2 separate regions of the Homo sapiens genome follow, and region 2 is linked to region 1. A link is a contact called in ENCODE Hi-C or POLR2A ChIA-PET data. All regions are on one chromosome and are shown on one strand. Each heading gives the region's core, a stretch centred on a gene start or an enhancer-like site at or near the end of the contact. The rest is flanking DNA. Distances are from core to core; before and after follow the strand shown. Region 1 overlaps ME3 (malic enzyme 3). Region 2 overlaps ME3 (malic enzyme 3).

What was found. Hi-C counts contacts between places; a loop is a spot of excess contacts on that map. ChIA-PET counts read pairs that join two places held with the same protein, here RNA polymerase II (POLR2A). Pooled maps may share reads with other maps.
Region 2: a map of MCF 10A shows a loop between it and region 1 (7-fold over the local background). The contact joins two enhancer-like sites. A Hi-C loop is called at or near these places in 16 of 168 maps with a recorded cell type or tissue (A673, Caco-2, Calu3 and 10 more), 3 of 37 single-sample maps with no recorded cell type and 11 of 50 pooled maps. POLR2A ChIA-PET finds 5 or more read pairs at or near these places in 2 of 52 experiments (HEK293 and Panc1).

Annotation. Positions count from the first base shown.
Region 1 is chr11:86,454,276-86,457,834 of GRCh38, reverse strand. All of the region lies in intron 8 of ME3 (malic enzyme 3), which reads left to right. Among named protein-coding and RNA genes, the nearest start is that of CCDC81, 81 kb to the right of the region's middle. Within about 2 kb of position 1,559, at least 5 of the 41 ENCODE cell types and tissues checked have a DNase peak (open chromatin) inside an H3K27ac peak, as active enhancers do; they include endothelial cell of umbilical vein and heart right ventricle, where a contact is called at or near this core.
Region 2 is chr11:86,565,741-86,569,299 of GRCh38, reverse strand. All of the region lies in intron 2 of ME3 (malic enzyme 3), which reads left to right. Among named protein-coding and RNA genes, the nearest start is that of ME3, 110 kb to the left of the region's middle. Within about 2 kb of position 1,704, at least 8 of the 41 ENCODE cell types and tissues checked have a DNase peak (open chromatin) inside an H3K27ac peak, as active enhancers do; they include endothelial cell of umbilical vein and heart right ventricle, where a contact is called at or near this core.

The sequences.
Region 1 (3,559 bases), core at 310-2,809:
CTCAGTTTGCAGGAAATGTAATTATGGAAATCTCCCTCTGGAAAAAAAAACTTCTTTTTCTTTTACCATGAATAGGAACAACCTGCCACACTTTCAGCTGCCCATGGCATTTATGGGCACAAGTCATGTTCCAGCACATCCCTGGACCCATGGGCTTCTCAGAGTGGTTACCTCGAAACAGCTAAGTAGCTTCCTTTCCAGTTTTAAACCCCTAGTGCATAGCCCAAGAGCACCCCAAAAATGCAGGTTAATGATGGAGATAACTTTATTTGCCAAATTTTGTAATTTGGAGCTTAAGAACCACTGTTTTTCCTCTTGAGTTCTGGCCTGTACCAAGTGCAGAAATAGCTTCCCAAAGGAAAAAAATGGGCAACAGTACCAAATGCTGCTGAGAGGTCAAGAAAGAAGAAGGCTGAGAACTGATTACTGAATTTGGCCACCTGGAGGTACTTGGGGACCCTGACAAGAGGTGGGTCAGTCATTTGATTGGACTGGGTTTCATGGGGACCAAGGAGGAAGGAACTAGATGCAGTTAATATATTCAGCTCTCTAGAAGAGTTTGCCTATAAAGGAGAGTAAGAAATAGGGTGGGACATATAGGACCAAGGGAGGGCCTTTTAAAGATGGAAGTTTTACAGTGTATTTGTATGCTGATGAGAATGATCCAGTAGAGAGGGCAAAATTGAATATGCAGGAAATAGGAGTGGGAATAATGGGACAAGTAGGCAAAAATGATGGGATCCATTAGACAAGTGGTGCTTTAGCTAGAAGCAGGGAGGCATCGATGGTAACAGGGGGAAAAGCAAGTACTTGGACATTGGAGGCAGAGGGTCTGAAGACTTGGTGGTGAAAGGATTCAGAAGTTCTGTCCTGATTAGTTCCATTTCCCTTGAGCGTCACTCTCCACTTTTAAGGGCAAAAAATAGGAGCACAGTAGTCCCTACTTCATGGAGTTGTTGGGAAGATTAATTGAGCAAATCCTGTGCTGGTAAGCACACAGCACAGAGCCAAGGCCACAGTAAGAGTGATCAATAAATGGCAGCTGACCTTGCATCCTTTTATTGTAATGTGTGACTCTTTCCCATCAGATTTCCCATTGTTCTGAGCTCCCCTCCCCTTCCAGAGGTACAGCTGAATGTTGACATCTACTGCCTAAGTTCACTTCCCTCTGCCTCTGCTACCACCCTGCTCCGTCCTTCCCCAGAGAAACCCCATAACACCTCTCCTGCTGCCTTCAACTATAGTCAGGAAGGGCTGTCTGAGCAGCAGAGATCATGAAGGGATGGAAGCAAACCTGGGAAGGAAACCCCCAGGTTTCCTTGCTTTGGGTGACTGACAGGGCCAAGCCACCTTTCTCTGTCAATTTCCTCATCTGTACAACTGTTAAATGCCATGATCTCCAATCCCCATCCAGCACCGAATTTCTGTGAGGAAGCCCAGTTATTCAACCTGCAAATAACCCCAGAAGACGGTTGACACCCAAAAAGAAAAAGACCCATCCAGAGTGTAGTGTCTGCGGGATCATCTCTGATGGAATACCTTTGGCGCCATCTGGTGGCAAATGCTTTGCGCAACCCCTCCTTTCAGGGAGGCAAAAGGCTGTCCTGAAACAGACTCCGATGAGCAGAAAACTCCCGCTAGCCAATGGCAGGAAACTAGTACCTCACCTAGAGAGGCCATCTAGTTCAGTGCATCTCAAACTGGAATGGCATACAAATCATCTGGAGATCTTTTTAAATACAAATTCTGACTCCGTAGAACTGAAATGAAAGAGAGTTTTATGGGCGGAGAGTAAGAAGTATGGAGTTACTTGGAGGGAGGCAGAGAAAATAGGGAGTGCCACATAATAAGTGGACTTTGGAGAAAATTAAGGACAAAGGGGATTTGGGGATTTCAGAAGAGGGTCATACAATGCAATTCTCCTCGCCCTTTCTTTAAGTGATTTAAATACTTATTTAAACTGCTTGTTGATACTTCCTTGGATGTCAGCTTGGTGTTTCTTTTGAATGCAGTACAGTGCTGAGCCTGACCATGATATAGTCCAGCTTCATTCAGGTTAGATAAAAAAGTAGATATGGGAAAAGGAGGCATGGTTAAGGATGCCTGGGGTAGCAAGGAATGTCTTGCTGATCATTTGGGCAGTCTTAAGGAATAATGAACTGCAAAATGGTCTTCTAGATAGGTAGAATAGCAGGGGAAATGTACCTAAGTATAAACATGCATGATATGTGTAGGGAACAATGAATAAAGCTACTGGTACATGGAGTACACGGGGAGGCACTGCAGAGGTAGGTTGATACTGATAACATACTTTTCTGTACATAAACTAACAAAAAGTATGTCATGAACAACTGTTTTATAAAAGCCATCACACTTGTAATCATTTAGTAATTTCTTTCCTTACAAACAGAAATGAGCTTGGTCTATTTTGTTACCATGGTATCCTCAGTACCTGAGCCTGGTTCATAATTGATGCTCAAAAAATAAATGAATGTAACAATTTCCAGTGATCTCTGACTACCCACTGTGTTCTACTGTTTTGTGCCCAAGTTTTAGTAAACTGGGAGTTCTCTGATGGCAGGGATCATGTTTGATTCATCTGTCTTCGACAGTGCCTAGCATGGTGCCTGTCACTTTGTAGGCCCTCAGAGGGTGCACACTGTGTACTTTGCAGACCATGGGAAGGATGTTAGGAAGTCCCAGTATCCTTAGCCCTGTCTCTGTGACACTGCCAACAGTTCAGCACTCCCTCTAGGCCACAGCTGTGTGAAGACAGGGGTGCCTGCACCCCATCTTCTGAGAAGTATGATCCTGCATAGAGTCCCGCCTTCTGATGTCCACAATGATGAATGTGCACTTATTGGCCACCAACTGTTTGCTGTACCCCCTATCTCAGCCACTGAGCCAAGTATAAATCTAGGAGAAGGCCCACCCTAGAGCTAGCTAAAAATAAGCCACCTGGAAAACTAGAAACAGAGAATATAGAAAATTCACTCATACTCCCACCCTGCAACCATTAGTATTTTGTAAGTTCCTTCTGGATTCTATGTGTGTGATAAATGTATACTATTTAATGTTCTCTTCCTTCCAGCCAACTCAATGGAACATAGGTTAGTGCTTAAGCACACAGGCCCTAGAGCTTGATTCCCTGGATTCACATCCTGGCTCTGTTATATGATCTTGTACAATTCAGCAAACCATACCTTATTTTCCCAATCTGTAAAATGAGGATGGCAATAATGAGGATTAAATGAATAACTGTCTTCATGTTAAGACATATAAAGTACTTGGAACAATATCTGATGTTAGTGACTAGCTTCACAGCATTTTCCATGTTGCTGCATAATATTCATGATGATCATTTTTAATAGCTATAAAACAGTCTACTGTGTCTACACTGGCTACTTTACTTAATCATTACTCCTTTGTTAGATGTGTAGGTTATTTCCAGGCATTCTGTATTATAAATAACACTGTCATAAACATCCTAGTATATACATTTTGGACTTTTCTATATAGAGATTCTCAAAAGTAGAAGTATAAGGTCAAAGGGCAAAAA
Region 2 (3,559 bases), core at 455-2,954, 110 kb before region 1:
GCAAAGGCCGGCGTGGTGCCTGAGCCCATGGACAAGCAGTTACGTTGTGATGTGGTAATGTCACTTCAGCCACTGTCTTGCAGCCCCTTCTGCCAGACTAGCTCTGGACCGTCCTTCAAGGCTCCTCTCCAGCATCTGCTCATGAGCTCTCTTATGTCACCCTGCCCCGTGAACACAATACTAATAGTAATAAGGAGAACAGCTGGTGTTCACTGAACCCTTCCTATGTGCCAATATCTGTGCTAAGCATGTTACCTGCATTATTTCATCTAATCCCACAACACATGAAATGGGCAGCACTTCATTTAATAAGTGGGAGAAGCAGCTTGCCCAAGGCAGAGGCCCAGGATTGGTATTGTATGTTAACCCACATGTCTCCTCTAGTAGACACTTGAGGACAGTGACCAGGACCTGTTCTGTTCAACAATCCCCAGTGCCTAACATGACAGTCCTGGCCCAAAGTAGGAACTCATGGGTGTTTGTTGAATGAAGGAGAAGAGATTGTCAAGTACACAGTAGGGCTCTGGGTCTAGAGGCACTAGGCAGATCACAAAGCAGTACTGGGAGACTGACCCCTGGACAAACTCAGACATAAGGAATGGGCACTGGGAAGCCCAGGCCTCTGAAGAGCAGAAGGCTGGGACAGAAGCACCATCTAAGGGGCTTGCTGCCTTTGCGCCCTGCCATTTGATGGTGGGAGCTATTGAAATATCCTCCCTCTGATGCCAGTAAATTTCATCCTGGTAACTTGGGCATGGCTGAGCCCATGGGTAAATAGAGTTCAGTAGCTGAACCAGAGATGATCATTCAGGAAAGCTGATGAAATAGGTAAAGTCAGGAGTGATAGGTAAAAGATTTAAAATGGTTCGGCATAAGCACTGACCAGTCGAAATGGTCACAGGTCTTTAGTGCTAGGGAAGGGTCTTGAGGCCTCCTACTATTCCAGACATTAACCCATTGGTTGTTAGATCTTGAGGAGATCCAAAGGTTCCCTGGGAGAATCCAGAGCAGGTGGGGACTACACCTGACTTGGAGAGGTCAGAGCAGTGGCCCTGTAACAGATGAGACATTCAAAACTAGTAACAATAGTCAGGTCCCTACCAGCATGTCCTCGCTGAATTCCACAAGGGTATTAGGTTAAAATATGACTGTGAGAATCAGCCATTTTTCAAAAGCCGCCTGTCTTATATTGAGAGTTTTGTTAAAACCAGATAATATAATCTGTAACTCTATTTACTAGACACACGGAAACTGTAACTTCTCAATGTGGTAAGAATGAATAAGGGCCCCAGCATCAACTCCTCTGACTTGTACATGTTGTACAGTCCCTACTCTTACCTTCAGACCCCTCATATACCCCATGACTTTTTTACATACACAGAACAAGCATCTGAGTGCCGATTAGCAAAGTTTATTTCTTTTGTAGAGAAATATAAGTTCTCACACTTCCCCCTTAAGCCCTAGTGAACTGTCTTGTGCCTGTCCTATGTTGGAGGCCGTGGTGCAACTACAGTGCCTTCATTTCTGCTTTGCAGACTTGTAAATCTGAGGTTGCCTTAATATTAGCTTCAGGATGAAAAGTAGCTTCAAGAAGTATTATCTTGTAATCCCTGAAATTACCAGCTGCTAAACAGTCATCCCTTTTCCTCAAATACAAAAGAAGGTGGCGGCAGTCAGCCAAGAAAAACATTTCTCCTTGTAGAGAGAAGTGGACTGTTCTGAAAAGCCACAGTGATCATTAACAAAGATGATGTCATAATTAGATACCTGGGCCTCCCTAAGGTGCTCTGAGCCAAGGAAAGATGATCATAGTCTTTACCGAGGCAGTGAACAGTCGCCTGCCTAAAGGCTTTTGGTGAAAGTGCCCAGTCTCTGGCACTCTTTTATGATAAGTTGTCCTTATTACTTTGTAAAAATACAAAAGAAGCCCAGTATTCAAAGTTTTACAGATCCCAAATTACAAAATAAAGAGGAAATTGGGAGTAGCCAAGGAGTCTAACTTTCATTCACTCTTTTCCTCCCTTCCTTCCTTCCTTCCTTCCTTCCTTCCTTCCTTTCTTTCTTTTCTTTCTTTCTTTCTTTCTGACAGAGTTTCACTCTTGTTGCCCAGGCTGGAGTGCAGTGGCATGATCTTGGCTCACTGCAACCTCCGCCTCCCAGTTTCATGCGATTTTCCTGCCTCAGCCTCCCGAGTAGCTGGTATTACAGGCATGCACCACCATGCCTGACTAATTTTGTATTTTTAGTAGAGATGGGGTTTCTCCATGTTGGTCAGACTGGTCTTGAACTCCCGACTTCAGGTGATCCACCCGCCTCAGCCTCCCAAAGTGCTGGGATTACAGGTATGAGCCATCGCGCCTGGCCACTCTTCTTTTTTTATCCACTCCTTTCTCACAACTCCCCTGACACCCCACCACATTTTCTGAGGTCCGTCTCACCAACGTCCTGGGAGGATGTGTACTATAGTGGCAAGAATACAAATGGTTTTATCACTTACCTCTAGTCAAAGAAAATCATCAGGAAAAAAATTATCACACCAAATATACTTATTTATTATAAAATGCATCCTGGTTTAAGAAGCAATAGAGTGTGAAGTAACAGCCGTGGAACTTCAGGAGCATTATGTAACCTCTCTTGCTTAGCCTTCTCATCTGTAAAGGGAAGGTTGTAAAATCTTCCTCACAATGTGGCTGTAAGGAAAGTATAGAATAAGATTAGATATTCATTAAAGTCTCTTCTTTAGAACTGATGATAGCAATACCTCTAAGGTGAGGATAATCAATATATGGGTTTGGATCTCCCTATGGTTAGTAATTCCCTATCAAAGGGGTTGTAATAATTTTGGATGAAATCATTTTGAGGTGGCAGAGGAATGAAGGGAGCTCTGATGCTCCCTACCTTTGTGAGTTTCCTTTCCCCAAGGAAATCTGGGGGAAGCTGCCTGTCAACAGCATAATCGAGGTCTCGTTTATCACCTGCACAGTTTTCTTCACTTTTTGGAGGAAACTTGCATTATTTGGGACTCAGTATAGATAAAAGGCTTAACCAGAGTTGCCCCAGCTATGATCAGCCTTAAATTCAACAGGGGTTACATTAGCAGGCCAGCACAGTCCCCATGGGGATTCTGGCCCCTTCCTTCTTGATGTCTGCTGTCCACGGAGCCACTCAGGGGATCACTATTGTCAGTGTTGCTAGGGCCTCCCATGAGAAAGCTGAGTGTGTTCAGGAGCTCCAGTGCCAGGGCAGCCCTCACTCCAGCAGGGCCACCCTGAGTTCTACACAGAAAAAGTCTCTGTTTTTCACCATGTGTTGCACCTTCTCATCTTGGGATAAAGGTGGGGCTGCACGTGTCCCATTCTCACAGTGTCTCTTATGAGAACAGTTCCTGCAACTTCTTCCAGCAAACATTGTCTCTACAGGGCTTGATTGTGACCAGGTCAGAGATTCCATGACATCTTATTCCCCATCTCTCTCCCCAGCATTCAAACTAGAAAATGCTGGTCTGTGAAAGACACTGCCAAGAGAATGAAAAGACAAGCCACAGACTAGGAAAAATATT